2 separate regions of the Mus musculus genome follow, and region 2 is linked to region 1. Evidence: chromatin loops called from intact Hi-C (ENCODE). Cell type or tissue: heart. All regions are shown on one strand. Each heading gives the region's core, and the rest is flanking DNA. Links, peaks and the distances in the headings are about the cores only. Region 1 overlaps Fyttd1 (forty-two-three domain containing 1). Region 2 overlaps Lrch3 (leucine-rich repeats and calponin homology (CH) domain containing 3).

The links. Hi-C counts contacts between places; a loop is a spot of excess contacts. Peaks named below come from ENCODE experiments on the same cell type or tissue, not always from the same donor. Only the 100,000 strongest peaks of a DNase experiment are listed, where the experiment ranks them.
Region 2: a loop joins it to region 1, with 2.3 times the contacts of the local background. A loop is called at or near these places in 3 of 42 quality-filtered maps.

What each region holds. Positions count from the first base shown.
Region 1 is chr16:32,901,227-32,911,247 of GRCm38, forward strand. It overlaps Fyttd1 (forty-two-three domain containing 1), which reads left to right. Exons shown (of 9, transcript NM_027226.4): 8 at 1,193-1,319; 9 at 4,306-7,737. The coding sequence ends at 4,404. Among named protein-coding and RNA genes, the nearest start is that of Lrch3, 7.9 kb to the right of the region's middle. In heart, for the core only: CTCF peaks have their summits at 2,022 and 4,175 (motif pointing left); no DNase peak of the experiment used is centred there.
Region 2 is chr16:32,999,869-33,009,889 of GRCm38, forward strand. It overlaps Lrch3 (leucine-rich repeats and calponin homology (CH) domain containing 3), which reads left to right. Exons shown (of 21, transcript NM_001081255.1): 20 at 5,796-5,873. It also overlaps n-R5s33. Among named protein-coding and RNA genes, the nearest start is that of Iqcg, 51 kb to the right of the region's middle. In heart, for the core only: no CTCF peak of the experiment used is centred there; a DNase peak (open chromatin) is centred at 5,583.

The DNA of each region.
Region 1 (10,021 bases), core at 910-8,909:
TTTCAAAAATTCTGTTCTTGGAGTTGGGGAGATGGCTTAGTAGTAAAGTGCTTGCTACAAGCACATTGAACTGGGTTTGTATCCCCAGGCCTCACATATAAAACCAGGTGTGGCAGCATGAACCTGTAATCCCAGCATGGGGGTGGAGGGGCAGGAGCAGAGACAGGTTGTACTGGTGGATCCTTGGAGCTCACTGGCAAGCCAGTCTAGCCAGGTACTGAGCATCAGGCTTGGTGAGAGAGTCTATCAAAAAGTACACAAGTAAATAAGGTGGCGAGGGATAGGGAAACACCTGAGAAAACACACAGCTTTGTGTCTGTAGGACAGATGTGTCCTTGTAGATGTGTGTGACAGTGAGGGAGGTGACACCTGTGCTTACTGCTCTCCCTCCTCCCACTGGGTAATTTGAATGTCATTACCTTGAGATCGGACAGAGCTACTTTCTCTTTAAAGGTTTTATAGTGTAATCTTATCAAGGTGAATTTATATAGTTAACTATTTCACTGTATGTATTGTAATAAAAATCCAGGTTACTTTAATTTAAAGATCATGATTTAGAAATCACCAGTTATTTGACTTGTTAAAATGTTTTACATGTGGGGCATGAGAGGGAACTTACTATTCCTGTGTAGTATCTGAGTTTCAGTCCCAGCACCCATAAGGCAGATCACAATCATCTGTAACTTGACTCCCAAGGGCTCCAGCCCCTATCTTCAGCTTCATGGTCTCTGCATATGTGTGCTGAACATGTACACATGGAGGCAGACACTCATACACATGAAATACAAAAAAATCTTTTTTTTTTTAAAGATTTCATGTATGTGAGCACACTGTAGCTGTCTTCAGACACACCAGAAGAGGGCATCAGATCCCATTACAGATGGTTGTGAGCCACCACGTGAATTTTGGAATTGAACTTAGGACCTCTGGAAGGACAAGCAGCCAGTGCTCTTAAGCTCTGAGCCCTCTCTCCAGCCTGGGGGTGGGGGTGGGGGTAGAAAGATGTGCTTACCCTGGAAAAGGAACCGAGAGCAGCTGTACATTTGGTAGCTGAGAGCAGTGCATCAGGAGCTGGTACTGTTGTTTTTATTTTTTGAGAGAACATTGTAATGGCCCCAATTCATTTAAAACGTGTGAGGAAATTTTGAGTACTTTATCTGGTAAGCTAATTTAAACTTTTTTTCTTTGCTAGAACTCAGAAACCACGATTAACTCGTACTGCTGTGCCCTCATTCTTGACAAAAAGAGAACAGTCTGATGTTAAGAAAGTTCCTAAAGGCGTCCCTCTACAGTTTGACATAAATAGTGTGGGAAAACAGGTAAAAAAAAAATTTTCCCGTGTTTCTTTGGATCATTCACTGACAGTCTTGTGATAACCAAAAATATTGTAATCACATTAAACAGTGTGGTCTAGCTCCTTCCCCACTCCCCAGGCACTCTCATAGATTACCTGTTTGACATTTTATTTAAATCAGATCTTATTATATTTACCATGATTTATTTAAAGTTTCATCCGTATTGGTATTTTCTTTGTATTACTTGAATGATATTCATCACATGTATATATCACATTATATATTCTGCTGAAAGTTTTTGTGTTCTTTGGCTGTTAGCATATTTTCTTTTGGGGGAGGAAGTCAATGCCAATGGATATATTTGATAGATTTTGGTAGACTGTATGTTAACTTAACATTTAACCTTTTTAGAAACTATCAAGCTATTTCCCAAAAAGATGATTATATTCTTTTATATTCCTACAACATATATGGGGTTTCTAAACTTCTCCACATTTTTGTCAACATTTGTTATTATCTGTCACTTTATCTGTATGCTGACAAGTTAGTGTAAAGTAACATTTCACTATGATTTTGACAGTTCGTGTATTGTTGTACTAGTTGATCTTGTTAAATTTACTTAACTTTAGGCTGGAGAGCTGGCTCAGTGGTTAAGAGCACTGGCTGCTCTCCCAGAGGTCCTGAGTTCAAATCCCAGCATCAACATGGCAGCTTACAACCATCTACAATAGGATCTGATGCCCTCTTCTAGTGTGTAGATGTACATGCAAAGTGGCCACATACATAAAATACAAAGAGAAAAGTAAAACACCTTGGTCAACTAATTTATTTAATTGCTTAATTTTATAGCAAATCTAAATTGTTTAGGTTTTTTTCTATATAAATACTTCTTCATTTTCTGACTTCTTTTCCAGTGTTTAAACACTTTTTCTTGTTTTGCTCTAAGGGCTAGCACATCCACTAAAGGGTTTGATAGAATTAATAAAACTAGTGTGCTTGCTGTGTTCTGCCTGACATAAAGTATTAGAAGTTTGACCATGTTTTATAGCTAAACTTGCCCACTTTTCTGAGTTTGAACTTGAAGTAAAACTTGCTTTCTGCCCTTTCTATTTCTTCCGGTACTGCCCAGTCCCAATCATGCTTGCCCTGATACTCTGGGCCCGCTCACTCTGCTCTGAGAACAGCCCACCCCTATTCTATAGCTGTTTTCCATTTCCCTTCTTTGTCACATGCTGAGAGTTACAGCTTGTCTACCCTGCAGTTTTTCCTCTCAAACTCTAAGAAATAGTTCTTTTTGTTGTTGTTTTTCCAGACAGATTCTTTGTGTAACAGCCCTGGCTATCCTGCAACTCACTACGTAGGCCAGGCTGGCCTCAGACTCACAGAGATCCACCAGCCGCCTGAGTACTGGGATTAAAGGCATGTGCCACCACCACCCAGCTAAGAAACAGTTTTTGAGTTAAAAAAAAAAAAATTAGAAGCCAGGCAGTGGTGTTGCACGCCTTTGATCCCAGCACTTGGGTGGCAGAGGCAGGCGGATTTCTGAGTTCGAGGCCAGCCTGGTCTACAGAGTGAGTTCCAGGACAGCCAGGGCTACACAGAGACACCCTGTCTTGAAAAACCAAAAAAAAAAAAAAAACAGAAAAAAAAATTAGATAGATAACTAGACAGACAGACAGACAGACTGCTGGCTTTACGTTTACTGTAGATTGTCAGGTTAAGGGAGTTCCTGTCTTTCTAATTTGCTGAGATTTTTTTACTATGAATTTATGTTGAATATTATCATATACTTCTTTGGGAAACAGTTTGGTAGAAATAAGGTCCTGGAATTTAAGATTAGAAGTATGGGGCGAAAACTTGGTTTTGTTTAGTTAGAGAGTACATGTTTAGCATAGACAAAGTTCTTGGTATAATTTTCCATTCAAAATAGGAAAAAAAAAAAAACAGGGAGGAGGGGAGAGAATTTTGTTCTATTTTATTTTGATCCTATTCTTAATTTCTTTTCTGTTTGGAAACACTTTGTTATTTGTTAATCAGAGGCCAGAGTTTTACTTAAATTTTTATGGGGCACTCAGTTTAGAGCTTTGTTTTAAAAATACTCAGAAGTTGAAATAACTGTGCTTCTATTTTTTTTTTAAGTCATAGTCTCATACTGTAGCTGAGGTTGGTTTAACACATGATTTTTCTTCCTCCAACTCTTGGGATAGATAGTAGGAGTAGGCCACCATTTTTCTATAAAATAGCTTTTTGCTTTTTTTGTTGTTTGGTATTTTTCTTTCCCTCTTCTTCTTTTTTTTTTTTTTTTTTTTTTTTTTTTTTGGAGACAGAGTCTTACAGTATATTCTTAGTAAGCCTGAAACCCTGTAGGTCATTCTGGAATTAAATTCATAGATTCACCTGCCTTTGCTTCCTGAGTGATGTCATCAACTGTGTGTGCCAACATCAGTTGAAATAACACTTTTTGCCAAAGGTATCACTGGAATTTTTAACAGTGTTTGCAGAGCTTCAAATTAATTCAGATTGAGGTATTTTGGATATATTTTATATAGACAGTAGTAGTAGTGTGTATATGCTTGTATAATGCAGTATAGATATCTAATGATTAGAGGACTAGGATTCTTGGATACCTACTTTTAAGTTCTAAACCTGATAGGCAACTTCATGTATAGCTTCTTTTTGTTAGAGTCAATTGAAATTATACACAAATTTAAGATGTTGCTTACTGTTACTACTAATTACTATTAATTTTAAGTTCATGGTCTGGAGAGATGGCTCAGTGGTTATGAGCACTGACTGCTCTTCCGGAGGTCCTGAGTTCAATTCCCAGCAACCACATGGTGGCTCACAACCATCCGTAATGGGATCCGATGCCCTCTTCTGGTGTGTCTGAAGACAGCAACAGTGTAGTCGCATAAATGAAATAAAATAAATAAATCTTTTTTTTCTTTTTAAAATCACATATAAAGGAATTTTTTTTCAGTTAAGTTAATGTTTTTCTCCTTTTCTATAGACAGGGATGACTTTGAATGAACGATTTGGGATACTGAAAGAGCAAAGAGCCAACCTCACGTTCAGCAAAGGAGGAAGCCGCTTTGTGACTGTGGGATAGATCCGTGTCCAAGGAACTTTAAGTGTTGACTGTTTGAAAAGTTGATTTGCTTGAAGAGTTCATCGGAGAAGTTCAAGAAACTTTCCTTCAGAATATTCACAAGCCTAAATAACTTTATTTTTGAAGGTTATTTTGTTTTGGTTTGGTTTTTTTAATGTATAAATAATGCCCTGAAAGAATAGCAGGGAATATACCTATCTGTTCTTAAAGATTTCATGGTTGGCCCATACAAAGCAATTCTCTGTTGACTTCTTTGACTCCTCCTGAAGCAGAAGGAAGACAGAAAGACAGACATTGATTATTTTTATGAGCGTGGGATTTAGGATCTCATCACTTTTATCCAGTTTTTAGGATTTGCCATGGTAAATCTTAAACTTGAGAAATAAGAGTACACCTCTGTGTTGTCACTTACCCATTTATGTATGTGTTGGCGTGACAAGGACAGCTGCCTTTCTGTCATTACTGGTGTTTTCTAAACTGTAGGAGAATTTTGGTTTTGACTTTTGAGGCTTATGGAAATATTTAGAACTTGGTTCATTTTTCAGTTATTGTTAGCTTAAACTCCCTAAGTTCTAAGAACTTAGTATTAAACTTTTAATAAAAAAAAAAATGTGGCTCTCAGGATTAGTCTCAGGCCAAAATGTGTTAGGGCTGTAAATGCTTATTTACAAAGTTATCTGCTAGGTCCTTGGAGGAGACGCCTGGTGTGGAACCTGATGGTCTGTGTTCAGTATAAATGGAGAAGACATGAAAGGCATTGGCCAACGGACAGATTGGACATGGGAACAATAAAGCCTGAGTCATAGCTCTGCCATCTGGGTTGACTTCTGTCCTGAGTCTAGTGTCTGTAGATTCTTCTATAAATGATGCTTACAAGAATTACAATTTTTAAAATGAGTTGAATCTTGGGTATTTTGACAATATACTTACTAGATATATAAAGTCCTATGTTTCATATTCAAAAGTTTTTTTTGTAAAGCTCTTAAACTCAGTAAGTTCAATAATTTATAACTCCCCAAACAAAAATCTACTTATATATGTCACAAAGGAGAGAAAAAAAAGTAAATTATAATGAAGTTACATTTAACTATACACACTCACTCCGTTTCTTCTATTGCTCAAAGTTCAGGCATTATAGGAAAAAGGGTTTTTTTGTTTTGTTTTGTTTTTTCTTACACTGGAGGACGGTCTGCTGTGCCGAGATAGTGCTGAGATTGCTCAGTCATAGGTCATAAATTACAATGAGATGCCAAAATGCAGCGGCGTGTCCCAGCTACAGATTATCAGTGCTGAGAGTGCTCACATGGTCATAGGTCATAAATTACAGTGAGATGCCAAAATGCAGCGGCGTGTCCCAGCTACAGATTACCAAGTGTGGTCATTTTGAAACCTGACCTTTTGTTTTGCTGTGATTTCAAGTTTGAGTGGGTGTTTAAGTCTCTGCTGTTGATTTCTCCTGTAAAGACAGAGCATTATACTCCTGCCCGCCTTCATTGTGTCCTAGACTTCATTGTCTTTGATGTTCTTCAAGTTCTTACTGGCTTGTGCTAGTTGTGGGAAAAACAGCAACAATGTCATGCTTATACCAAAGATCTAAATCTTTCCTCAGCATCTGTTAATCTGCCAGGACTTGGACTTGAGAGGGGTTTAGAGGCTAATCACAGAATTTGAAAGTAAGCTCCAGTTCTCCTTAGCTGTAATGCTTTTCATTGAGGCCAAGGACTCATAAAACATTTTTGCCAATATGAATATTTATATTTGGTTCAGAAACAAAACATTTTAGAGTGGTTTGCTGGTAGCTTATTTTAAAGCAAAGGAAAAACAATTGAGCATGAACACTATCTTTGGAACAATTTTTAAAATATGATATAAAAGTTTTTGTTTCTTGTTGTTTTAAATATTACTATACAGAGGTATTAGTAATTCCATTTTTGGAAAATCTTAAAAATCGCCCAAATGTTGACACTAAGTACATTGAAAAACAGTGTCTTTGGTATAGTAAATGTTTGTTCTTCATTCATCTGTAACTTAATATTTGTTCAAATTTTGCCTTTGATACAACTAAGTTAAAACTCTTGAGTGCTGACCTGTTGTATATACACAAAACAATCTGCTTTGTTGGAGAAAAATTCCCTCTCTTGGAATGTGATTGTAGTCATCCTTGTTCAGTTCTTGAAGCCCCCCCCCCCTTTTTTTTTAATTTTATTTAAACAGGGTGCAACGTAAAATTTCCTTTGCATCAAGGTGTATGCAGAACATTGATGCAGTGCATCACGACGTGAGCGTTTGTATTTAACGAGGAGGTGCTTTACACTGTACTTTTTGGTGTTTTTTGGAAAAGTTACATTAGATTTGTTCTGAAGCTGTTCATTTTTGACAAATAAAATGTAACAGGTTTCACATGAGTTATTCTGAGCTATAAAGATTGAGTTGTGGTTTTTTAGATTGTTGTGTGTTACAAAGCATCTTATAGTGGTTTTATATATGATTTCTGGGATTTGAAGTTGCTGATCAGCTAAATCTCCACTCTTGGTGTTCCTCTGACTTTTGACCATTTCATGCATGGGTGACCTGAGGTTCCAACATGAGGCCACCAAGGCGAATTAAAGATAGTCACATTGTTATAACGCAGAGCACAGAAGTAGATGAGCCTTTAGAGATGATCTGCGTCAGCCCCTCCTCTTACATCGTAGTTAAGTGACACCCGACATTTTCTAAGACGTACATGGAACATGGGTCATGTTTTGAGCCTCATGTCTTATAATTCTCAGTGGACAATAAACGACTTCACACATAGGCAGTAGTTTTGTGGTATTTAATGTGTCAGGTGTCTAAGAATTAGTAATATCCCTATATCAGCATTTGTGGTGTGCTCAGTAAATCTACTCTTCCAATAATTCCTATTTAATTACTTTGATATGGAAGTTACTGAAACTCATTACAAAAGGCCAATGTTTTCAGTATACACCGGGAAGATGATTGCTAATTCCAGACCCCATGTCGAAAAACTTACACACAGAGGAGAAAGACTGGTGGTCGAATCTGTCGTGTATTTTTAAATATACACTCACTTTTCACTATATTAATTATAATCAAATTATAAAGCATTTATGTTTAAGAAACATGGGTATAATTGTCAACATTTTAGTTTTGTTAGAGGTGCATATTAAATGTTACTGCCTGTAATGTAATTCATAAAATATATGCAATTTGGGGGTATGAAGAGATTAAAAAATTTACTTGTCATACAAAGAATTCCATATATTCCAAATGCAAGCAATATTAAAGCAAAAAAGAGCTTCCTCCTTTCTGAAGAGAAGGCCTCTTACATTGATTAAGCTTCCCATGAAGATGGTGGTTCTTTTTGGAGCTAGGGGCAGGTCTGGTGCTGGTGGTGCCTTTTTTTTTTTTCTCCCCCAAGACAGGGTTTCTCTGTGTAGCCCTGGCTGTCCTGGAACTCACTCTGTAGACCAGGCTGGCCTCGAACTCAGAAATCTGCCTGCCTCTGCCTTTGGGATTAAAGGCGTGTGCCACCACTGCCAGGCATGTGGTGGTGGTGCAATCAGTCTCTCTCCCCTGCCTCTCTCTCCATCTCTCCCTGATGTCCCCCTTCCTCTCCAGACTGAGTCACATTGCTATGCTTCAGCTTTCAGACTGCTGAGTTTATAGGAATGTGCCACAATACCTAGTTTTATCACTTTTCAAAGATTGGTTTATATATTTGTGTGTGTACCTGCATGTATGTATAGTCACTGTGTGTGCTGGTGCCCATGAAGGTCAGATGTGGGTGTTAAGTCCCCTAGACCTGGAGTTAGAGGTGCTGTGAGCAGCTTGATGTAAGTGGTGGCCATGGAACCTGTTTCCTCTTGAAGAGCAGTGAGCACTCTTAGCCAGCTCTCCAGCCCCTTCTACACTTTTCAAAGTGGATACGTAAGTAAACCCCAACCAAGCATTTATGAGAAGAGTTTTGGATACTGTAGACCACTAAAAGATGTAAAGATTTGCTTGGAAATTGTAGACTTCTAAATATTCTCAGATGAGATATACTATGTGGTGTGTGTGTGTGAAATACTAAAGATGAATAGGGAGCTATTTACCTAGTGTGCATATACGTGTATGGCTAGTAATATCTATTAACTCAATGAACAAAGGTGCTTACCACCAAGTCTGATGACCAAAATTTGATCCCCTGAATCAATGCAATGGGAGCAAAGAACAGACTCCAGAAAGCACTCTATCTTCTGACTTCCACATGTGCCCATGTGTGCACCCACACACACATTGAAGCGAAACTTGCTTTGGTACTGAATTAGTTAAGTTTTTGCCTATAAAATAAACAGGAAGAAGAGGAGTCTGACAATGCCTGAGACTGAAGAGCCTCTACTGCCCTTTTGTTCAGTCTCTTATTGCAGAACAGTAGTTGAATAAGGTGGTTTTCTATGTCCCTTGTGCTCAGTAACCTTTTAGTACTCTTTAGTTCTTCACTAAAGTTATGAACCCTTCACAATGACTGCATTGCTGATAACTTGTAGTATGGTACCGACTTTATGAAGATCGAGGAGCTGGGTTTGAGTGCATTCCTGTGATCTTAGCACTCAGGAAGCAGAGGCAGGAAAGGCAAGCTAGGAAGATAGTATGGGCTGCACAAATACTGTCTCAGACTTAAAAAAAGATGGAGGGAAGAAGGTGAGAATTTTACACATTTTGCATTTATTTCATAGTTGAAAACCCAACTCAAGTCTTCACACATCTCAAGAATTTCTCCTCGATCTGTCATTTTATGACAGGTTTTGAAAACTTTTTTTTAGACCAGTGTGTATGTTGTCTGAGTAAATAGGTTATGTACCATATGTGTGCCTGCTGCTTGCCAGGGTCACAGAGGGCATCACAAGCTCTGGAACTAGAGTTGTGAACCACCACGGGGGTGCAAGAAGTTCTAACCAGTGAGCCGACGGCAGCTCAGATTGAATTTTACTGCTACTTCATTTATGTATTTTATTGTATGAGTGCTCTGAAGGGGTAAATACCTGCATGACAAAGGAAGGCATCAGATCTCATTACAGATGGTTGTGGGCCACCTTGCCAGTGCTGGGAATTGAACTCAGGACAGCCAGTGCTCTTAATTGTTGAACCACTTATCTAGCCCTATCTAGAGATTTAATTTTATATAGTGTATGTATATGCATATGGTTTTACACATATATAATATATGTGGATAACATCTTACTGTATTGCTCACTGTTGTCTGATACAGGGTTTAAATTCCTCTGCTCAAATAATGCCCTGCCTTGAGTAGCTGGGAACACAGGCATATATCCAGTTTCATTCATTCTTTCATTCATTAGTTGCTTAGTTGAGACAGGACCTCACTAGCACTCAGAGACTGACTTAGCTCCCTGTACTTGCTCTAGTTTCCTGCACACTCCCCATCTTCAAATAAGTTTAAAATCATCTTTTCATATGTGTATGGTGTATGCCTGTGTGTGCTCAGAGGCCAGGTGAAGATGCCAAGGGTCCTGCTCCATCATTCTCTGAAGAGTCTCTCTCAAAACCTGGAGCCAGGCTGGCAGATAGCAGCCCTCAGTGATCTCCTGTGTTCCCTCTCCACAGCCTTAGA
Region 2 (10,021 bases), core at 915-8,914, 99 kb after region 1:
AGCCCCGCCAGGAGGGTTAGGAACAGTTCTTCCATCGTTGGACTACCTAGGATTTTCTTCTTTGCTTCTCAGTGGAGGAATTAAGCTATGCTAAGATAGCTACTCAGCCTTACTAACTGGGGAATTCACTACCTCTCAGAAGTGGGATCAGGCCCTATGAACATTATTGTTCTTCCTTTTTCTAGGATTTTTTTTTTTTTTTTTTTTTTTTTTTTTTTTGGTTTTTCGAGACAGGGTTTCTCTGTATAGCTATGGCTGTCCTGGAACTCACTTTGTAGACCAGGCTGGCCTCGAACTCAGAAATCCGCCTTCCTCTGCCTCCCAAGTGCTGGGATTAAAGGCGTGCACCACCACGCCCGGCAGATTTTTAAAATTATGTGTATGTGTCATTTGAATGTGGATCTGTACATATGAGTTCTGTCCTGACTGAGTCTAGAAGAGGGTGTCAGATCTCCTGGAGCTGGACTTACAGGTAGTTGTGAGCTATGTTGGTGCTGGGAACTGAACTGTGGTCCTCTGCAAGAGCAGCATCCACTCTTATCCTCTGAGCCATCTCTGCAGCCGTTCATTAATAGTCTCAAATTGAGTTTGCTCTATTATACATGCTTATTAAGGCTTTAGGGATGATTTTAAAGGGTTTCCTTATATTTTAAGAAAAAAGTTTTTAAATTGTGTGTGTACACGTATGTGCACGCACATGAATGATTTTATGTGCATCACAAGAGCCCATGGAACCCAAAAGAGAGCATTGGATTCCCTGGAACTGAAGTTAGAGGTGGCTGTGAGCCAGCTTATGGGTGCTATGAACCAAACCTATCATTCCAGCCCCATACTTCTAAATAAAATTTTAATGAAAGCAAATTTTAAAAAATAAAATTTTTGAGCCAAGAGTGGTGTGATCACACTGAACTCCAAGACTATGTTATTTACTGAAAAACTGTTTCTTGTTGTGGTGTGGCTCAGCCTTAGCATATATCTTTAATCCTAAACAATGAAGGTAAAGTTAGTTTGTAGAGGGAAGCACTCATGTTTGAGAGTGGTGACTAATTGAGTGGCAGATAAGAAATCAATCAGAGAAAGATTTGACAGGATTGGATATGCCCAACACTCAGAGAGTGAAAACAGAGAACAGTGCAGAGAAAGAGAAGAAAAGGAGAAGACAGTTTTATGGAAGTTGCAGAGAGAGACCAAATTAGACTCAGGTGAAGACAGAAGGAGCCAGAGAATGAGAAGGAGCCAGAAGAGTAGCGCATATTGCCTGAGTTACTTTGAAGCCAAGAAGAGCAATTCAGGAGCTGCTGAGAGAAGCCAGAAGAACTGAGTTGAACCAGCCAGCCAAAGCTCAGAAAGAACTAAGGAGTGAGTTTATTCAGCAGCAAGCCTCAAGCTGAAAACTTTCTAGGCCTAGATTAGATTGTATGGAGACTAGAAGCTTCCAGGACGAGGCCTAGGTCAGCAGAGCAGGAGAATACAAGTTGTTTTTATAGTTAACACCTTTAATTCTAGCACTTGTGAGTCAAAGGCAGGTAAATCTATGAGTTCAAGCTTGGACCAGCCAAGGCTGCATAGCGAGACCTTGTATCAAAAACAAACATAAAAAGGCACAGCAAACAAATATAAAGTGTTGGGCGAGTGAGAAGGTGCAAAAGGTAGAGTTTGCCATACAAGGTTGATTTCTGGAACCCACACACAGGGGAAGGGACGAACCAACTCCACAGAGTGCCACAGCACATATACCCCCACGCCCCCACGCCATGTGAATACACACGATAGTAGTAAAATATATAGATAGTAAAATATATATAGTAGTATATATGTATGTATGTATGTATGTATGCATACACATGTATATCTTTAAGCTGGTCATGCTAGGTCACACCTGTAATCCAAGCACTTAAGAGTTTGAAACAGGAAGATCAGGAGCTCAAGGGCATCCTAGATGGATATATATATATCAAGTTTGAAGTCAGCCTGTGCTATGTGACACCCTGCTTTAAAAAATGATAAAGTTTTCACTGCCTGAAAAAAAGTTTGGTCTACGGCCATACCACCCTGAACGTGCCTGATCTCGTCTGATCTCGGAAGCTAAGCAAGGTCAGGCCTGGTTAGTACTTGGATGGGAGACCGCCTGGGAATACCGGGTGCTGTAGGCTTTTTGGACCAAAAAAAAAAAAGTTTGAATCATTTTAAATATTTAATTTTTTATCTCTTGATCTTTTCAAATTCAGTGTAGACTCTATATTATAGAAATAAAAGAGACTAGACTTTTCTGCCAAAAATCATATATCATGCCATTTGAAATTCTGGGAAAACTTTTGGCGATAGTGGATTCCTGTAAGCTTTGCTACTTAAGATGGAGGAGTGAGTGATGGGAGACTACGGCCTGTGTCCCGCTGATGAACGAGCCCTTCTATTGATGTTCCCACAAGAGGTGGAAAGTGTGGGGTGTGTGGGCTTCTTGGACAACAGGGCTTCCATGCACTAGCTAAACTGAAGAATGGATACACAAGTTGTATCAGCATATAACAGGAGGTTGTATCCCAGTTGTGAAACACTGGCCTGCATTCCTGGAATGTAGTAAATGCTGAGGGAGAGGGGGGACTGGGGAGACAGTCTCTCCTCTTCCCTCATCAATTAGAAATGTGTCCTGTGGGGAATATCTCAGGAAATCTCCCGTTCTACCCCACACTTGTATGTTTCCAGTTGCTTCTGCTGGTTCTCATGTGATAGCAATGTGTACTGAGCGAGTCCTCTCTCTCTCTCTCTCTTCCTCCTCCTCTCTCCTCTTCTCTCTCTCTCTCTCTCTTCCTCCTCCTCTCTCCTCTCCCCTCTCCCCTCTCTCCTCTCTCCTCTCTCTCTCCTCTCTCCTCTCTCTTTCTCTCCTCTCTCCTCTCCCCTCTCTCCTCTCCCCTCTCTCCCCTCTCCTCTCTCTCTCCTCTCTCTCTCTCTCCTCTCCCCTCTCCCCTCTCTCCTCTCTCTCTCCTCTCTCCTCTCTCTCTCTCTCCTCTCTCCTCTCCCCTCTCCCCTCTCTCCTCTCCCCTCTCTCCTCTCTCCCCTCTCTCTCCTCTCTCTCTCTCCCCTCTCTCCTCTCCCCTCTCTCCTCTCCCCTCTCCCCTCTCCCCTCTCTCTCTCCTCTCTCTCTCTCCTCTCCCCTCTCCCCTCTCCCCTCTCCCCTCTCCCCTCTCCCCTCTCCCCTCTCCCCTCTCCCCACAGGTCTCCTGTCCTCAGTCTCCATTTTCATATAAACCATAGTAAATTGCATTTGAACTGCTAATTAGCAGCATTAACCTTAACCTTTAACCCTTGCTTTTACATAGAAACAGGCATTTGTCTTCCCATAGCCTGGTTTGTCAGTCTGCCCCTCATAAATATCAATATTTCAAAAACTGGTTTCCCTCTTTTGTAAAACACAGTGCTCATGGTTGCTCCTGCTCAACCCTCTCTACTAAACTCAGACCAGGGCCCTGACCAGTCTTACCTACTCCGCTGGAAGTAATGTGTATGATACTTGCTTGTGTTTCCAAACTTGTAAGGCATGTGGAGAGATGAATGGATGGATATGCCAAAGTGAAGCAATTTGTCTTGTTGGATTTGGGAGGTTTTTTGTTGGATTGGGTTTTGTTGTTGTTGTTGTTGTTTTGTGGGGGGTTTGTTGTTGTTTTTGTTTTGTTTTGTTTGAGGCAGAGTCTTATTGTATAGTTCTGGCAGGCCTAGAACTTTGTAGACCAATACGGAAATCCACCTGCCTTCATCTCTTAAGTTCTGGGATTAAAAGTGTGTACTGCTATACCCAGCTAGTTTTTTTTGTCCCCTTTAAGCTAGGCTGGCCTTGAACTCTGTCTCCTGCCATACCACATTCTGGGGTTCCTGGCATATCTAACCCTACACACTCTTTATTTGGGTCCCTTTGCCCAGTAGCTCCTCCTAGAGCTTTCCCCTTTGCCTCTCAGTCCAGCTTACCTTTCTCTGGAGCTAAAGAGGCCGTGGTTCCCTGTGTCTATGTGCACCTCCCGGCATAATCAGGGGCAGCCTTAGAGCCCATTGTGACTAGAGAAGCCCGGGCTGTTCTGTACCATCTCAGGAAATCGTGGCTGTACAGTTTATGTTTCATCTTTCCCTGCCTTTTGACTAAAGTTAAGAATCTGGCATTAGCAAGGACAGAAGGCAAGCTGAGCAAGCCATGAATGGAGAGCCAGCCAGTATAAACATAATCCTTCCTCGGCCTCTACTTCGGTCCTGCTTTTAGGTCCCTGCCCTCCTTGAGCTCTCCTGCCTGGCGTCCCTGATGATAGACCCCAAAGTGTAAAATGAAGTAAACCCTTTCTTTCCTTCCCATCATGCTTTTGGTCATGGTGTCTGTGACAGCGGGAGAAGCTGCCCAGGGCCAGTGCCCTCCCTGTACACTAAGTTCCTGTTGTCTTTTCAAGATCCTTTGCAGGTTGTTCCACCCGAACTGGGGATAAATGTTCATTTCCTTCCCTCCCACTGGTTGCCTTTTCATTGTCTGTGGCGAAGCTGAGCCTTGCCCTGCCTGCCTTTGCCTGGTCAGGGCTACAGTGCCCTCTTTCCTTGCTTATTATGTTTCATGTTTGCAGAAAACTCAGATTTTACAAGTGAAGTCTTTTGTTTCTAGAGATGGTTCAAGTGTCCATGTACTTACTAATTTAAAAAAATCTGTAGGTCACAGTCCCTGCAAACATCTGGCTTCTATACCTGATACTTGAACATCATTTTAGAATATCAAATTCCTGCTTTTCTTACATTATGTTCCATGACAACCAGCTAGGAGAGAAGCAAAACTTTGAGAGGATATGAGGTGCCTCTATCTCTAGTGTTTCCAGATCTTTACAGAAAAGTAAACTCACTAGTTAGTAATTAAGGACATTTCTTGTGTCGACTTTTCATCTTGTAAAGTAGCTCTGTAGCCATTGTTAAGGCTTTCTTAATTTCCAAAATGTCTAATGAGTTAAATGCAAAATATAGAGTCACTATTAAGAGCACTGGCTGTTCCTGCAGAACTAGAACTAGGTTCAATTCCCAGCACCCACATGGCAGCTCACACCTGTCCATAATTCCAGTTCACAAGGACCCAACACCTCTGGATTCTACAGGCACTGCATGTACAATATATACAGGTATGCATGCAGACAAAACACTCACATGTATAAAATAATAATAAAATGATATTTTAAAATAGAACCAGGTATAACAGCACACATCTTTAATCCCAGCACTCAGGAGGCAGAGACAGGTGACTCTCTAAGTTGGTCTGGTCTACACAGTTCTAGCCTGGTCTATCCAGTTCTAAGCCAGTCAGGGTTAAAAATAATAAACCAAAAGAAAATAAACTGTTAGTTGTGGCCATGCTTGAACAATGAACCACTAGACGATACATTTTCATGATGTCCTCTCCAATTTTCTTTTTTCAGAATGAAAAAAAAAACCTATCTTCTTATCACTTATCTTACTAAACCAAAGCAAACACAGGCATTGGGAGGTGGCCAACTCCTCTCACAGCCGGCTCCTATTTCTGCAAATAGGATTTTCTTGGAAAGCAGCCACAGTGGCTCGTTGGTCCTCATGGCGGATGCCGTGCTCCTGGAAGAATGGAGTGGCCGTAACAGTTCCCAGGCTCTTGAGATTGACACTCGGTGTTTGATCTTTTAAGAAAACTTTTGCCGAGCCCCTAGTGTGCCTAGCAGTTGGTCTGTGAGGCAGCTTACAGGAGGAGTTTGAAGTCTGCGTTCCTTTGACCCTTGTTGATAACGGTTTCCTTCTTTCTTGTCTCACTGCAGCCTAAATTAACGATGGCAAAGTGCAGGCGGAATGTGGAGAACTTCCTGGATGCTTGCAGAAAAATCGGTGTACCCCAGGTAACGTGTATGTGTGTGTGAGTGTGTGTGCACGTGTGCGTGTGCGTGTGCGTAATTGTTCTTACCAGGAGTAGTTGCTGACTCACTACTAACACAACGTGTTATTACAAGACTGTCAGTGTTCTCTCCAGCAACATCCTTTCATGCTTCCCACATTTCCAAGGGTCTTAAGGAAACTGCTAAGCGTTGATTTACATAATTGTATTATAACTAATAAATGAAAAATAATTGTCCTATTTCCTTAAGCATCCCACTAGCTGTTTGACCGAAGTAGAGCTGTATTTGACAATCTTTTCCACACAGATACCTTTCAGATTGGGAATTCATTTTTGCCTTCAATTTTTTAACATTTTTAATACATTTTAAGCATGTATTAATTTTGAATAATTTTAGGCTTCACAAAATCATACAAAAATAGCAGAGTTCCTGTGTGTACTTCACCCAAATTTCCCAGATACTTAAGTAAAATACATAAGTAGTATAGCCGTACAGGTAGGTGGTCCAAATGCTAGTCCTCCTAACTAAATTAGAGGTTTAATTCAGCTTCCACCTGCTTTTCCACTAGGCTGCAGTCTTGGAAGCCAGCGCATCTGCACGTATGAGCATGTTTTAAGGGGACAGTGCTTCTGTGGAGCCCTGTGCAGTGGTTCTCAGTCTGTGGGTCCTGACCCTCAGGGAGATGACTGACCCTTTCACAGGGCCACCTGGAGCCATCAGAAAACACAGAGATTTATATTACAGTTCGTACAAGTAGAAAAATTACACTTGTGATTAGCAATAAAAGTAACTTGATGGTTGGGAGGATCCCCACACCGTGAGGAACTATGAAAGAGTCACGGCATTAGGAAGGCTGAGAATGACGGCTCTATTGTGTTTCCTGCCTTCATAGTACTATAATTAAACATTACTTATAGAGTCAATAGGAAAAGAAATGTTTACACTGCTCTTTCAGAGGCTCCATTGAAGAGCAGTTAAAAGCTGCTTTACTCTGAGGAGTGCACAGTTTTCAATGATAGAAGAAATGGACTCTGAGATCTGTGTGTGCTCAAGTTAGTCTTGGAACTCTGGGAAGCGTCCCTCCTACCCCAGTGCTGGAACTCATGCCCACCACCATGCTCAGCACCAGTGTCAAGAATTAACAGCTTGCTGTGGTGTGTAGCAGGTTCTTGCTGTAGGTGGTAGCTGTGCCTCCTGGATGCTCTGCTGAGCACACGTCTTATGTGCCGCTGAGCCACCATCTCCAGTCCTCAAGCCTTAGCTTTGTCGGTCTGCAGAGTGCAAAACACAGGCGGCCTCTGTCAGAAGCCCAGGGCTGGCTCCCGGCCCACCAGAAGCACCTGTTGTCTCCAAGTTAAGCCCTTTTTAACCCAGTGATGCTTTTCACCCAGTTCACCAGCCTGTTCTAACTGGCCAAGAGCTTCACACATGTCAGACTAAGAAAGCCAGTTCTGGCCTTGCATCCACATTAGCCAGCATGAATTCCACACCCGCTCCTTAGCCTTACCAGGTACAGCAATCTGTTCCTGTTTGCTGTTACGGGTTTGTAGTTCCCCTTTTCTAAACTCAGGTGTGACTTTTTTTATTCTTATGGACAAAGTCAGACATTCTTATATTACTGTTTTATAAAAGCTTATAAAACCATTTTACATGCACTGAGACCATTTACCATTTTCTAAGGAGCTGGCAGTATTTCCTCCACAGTGAAAGAGGTATCCCTGTCTTAGGTCAGCTCAGCATGTGCACTGAACCAGAGTATGGCTTGCACTGGCGCAGCGAATGGCGAGCCTAGGAAACAGCAGCCGCTGCCTCTGCCCCTGCTGGCACCTGCTGAGAGCCCTCCTCTGCCCCGTTCCTAGACATGAGAGCTGCCTGCCAGGCTCTGCAGAGCCACCTTGTCTCAGATGTAAAGGCTGTAGCCTGGAGCCCTTCCAGAATGTTCTGCCATTGTCAGCAAACTCTAAAAACAGTAGCTTTAGGCTATGGACTTAAGTCAGCATTTTCCAAGTGGGGCTGAGGAGTGCTCATTACAGCCCAGCCAGCGTTCCACCTGAGCTGAGCTATTCGAAGGCAGAAACAGACAGAAAAGGTGCAGTTTAAAACCGACCTTTCCCCAGGGTGGCTAGGCTGGGTTCTATGTATCCACAGCCCCGCTTCTATTTCCTCTGCCACATGGAGGAAGTGGACATCCACTCAGACCACTTCTTTCTCCTTCCTCTACCTCCCAGCCACTTCTCTACAGTTTCCATGACTTCTAGTCCTGCTTCTACTGCTGCCGAAAATTAGTCATTTTTCTGGACAGAGTGAAGGATAAGGAACTCACAAAGTGGTAGCTTCAAGCTAGCTCTCAGTCTTGCTTGGTCTCACCTCCTTCTAGTCTTACTGGACTATAAAACAGAGAACTTAGTACCTTAGTGTGTCCGACTCAGGCCCAGGTAGACAGTAACTATGAAGGCCAGAACTTCTCAGTGTGACTACAGAGTTGTGCGAGCACGGTGAGTGCGCTATGGAGAGGCATGCCTGTACTCTGCACCGGGAAAGTGGGGCAGAATCCAGAGTTGAAGGTCATTTCAGCTACATAGTGAGTTTGACACAATACAGGTGATATGAGACCCTATTTCAAACAAAAATAAAATGAAAGATAAACGATACCCAAAAATGAGTCAGGTTATGAAGGAAAACAGGCTTGGGATGTGGCAATAGTAGTGTTTCTCTAGGGCCTGTTCCCGCGCACCCTTAGAATGAGAAGGAATCACTAAAAAATAAGAAAACTCAGAGAGCCTCTGGATAGGGAAGTTTATGGAGATTCACTTTTATTATTATGCTTTTATTAAGTGTTTTACATTTTTAAAAAACCTGTATTTGAGTCCATTGTCTTATACCCTAGAATTATTATGTATGTTAATATTTCCAGATTGAGTCCACTAATGGTGACTTTAGACACTCCCTCCATTCTGTTGTGTGCCTAGTGAACTACATGCAAGGATGACAGACTGGATCAGACGGTCGGAGTCCGTGCACCTGACTCCTCCATAGTAACCCTCCCTCACTGCAAGGCTTGCCTCCGTCTTTGAGCATCTGGGTTGCCTGGGTTCATAATTCCCTACTCTAATGAGCATCCCCACTCTGTCCCCACTCTTGCCTCAGTGGTGAGGAGGAGTGGGATTGAGATAAGGCCCTCCCACTGTCAGGCTCACACACAGCCAGCTCCCACCGTCGTCTCCCCAGAGCCGTAGCTAGCCTTCAGTAAGCAAGCTCGTCCTGCTGCTCAGCAGAACTCAGCTGTGCGGGGATGAGCCAGCCTTGTTCTTCAGCGTTGTCTTGTTTGTGATGAGATGCTGCGGGGGGGGGGTGTCCGACTGAGAATGCTGGGTTTCTGAGCTCTGCCGTCTGCGATCCGCTGCACTGACTTTGTTTTTCTGTTTTCCTTTCCTGCTCGCATGTGGACAGGACAATCTCTGTTCTCCTTCCGACATCCTTCAGCTAAACCTCAGCCTTAAGAGAACTGTTGAAACGCTGCTCTCTCTTGGGGCACGTGCGGAAGAATCCAGCTTTGTCTCTCTGTCTGTCCAGCTTCTGGGTTTTGTGGCATTTTACTGTTCTTTAATGTTAATTCTCTGTGTGCTTTATTACCGGGTCTTCACCTACAGCTGACCACGCAGCCAGCGCCGTCCAGCTCCTTCCTGTACTGGGTGAAGGTTTGTTTCTCATGCAGAACTGCTGACACACGTGTGTTTCAGACCCTGACTTGAGAAATTGCAAGTGCATTGTCTCGCCTGTGTCCACAGGACAGTACATCGGGTCGCAGCACTAGCGACAGCTAGCCGAGAGGAGTGTTCCCTCTAGTCCCTGGCTCCCCTCTTGCCCTGAGCCTTGTCTCTCACATGGAAAGGTCACAGTGTTTTTATTAAAGCAATCCTGAGTCTTAGAGGACTCTGGCCATCCTTTTATACTGTGAAACAACTTCAGTTTTGAAGTAAAGACTATCTGAGCCTTTCAGCAGCTGCTCATCATGAAAATACTGGTAGCATTTCTACTTTGGAGTACCTTATCACTTAGGTCCCTGCCCTGAAGTCCTAACCTACCCTCAATTTTAACAGTGTTTGGACATTTAGAAGGCATGGGACACTTAAAATACCAATTTTAGTTTG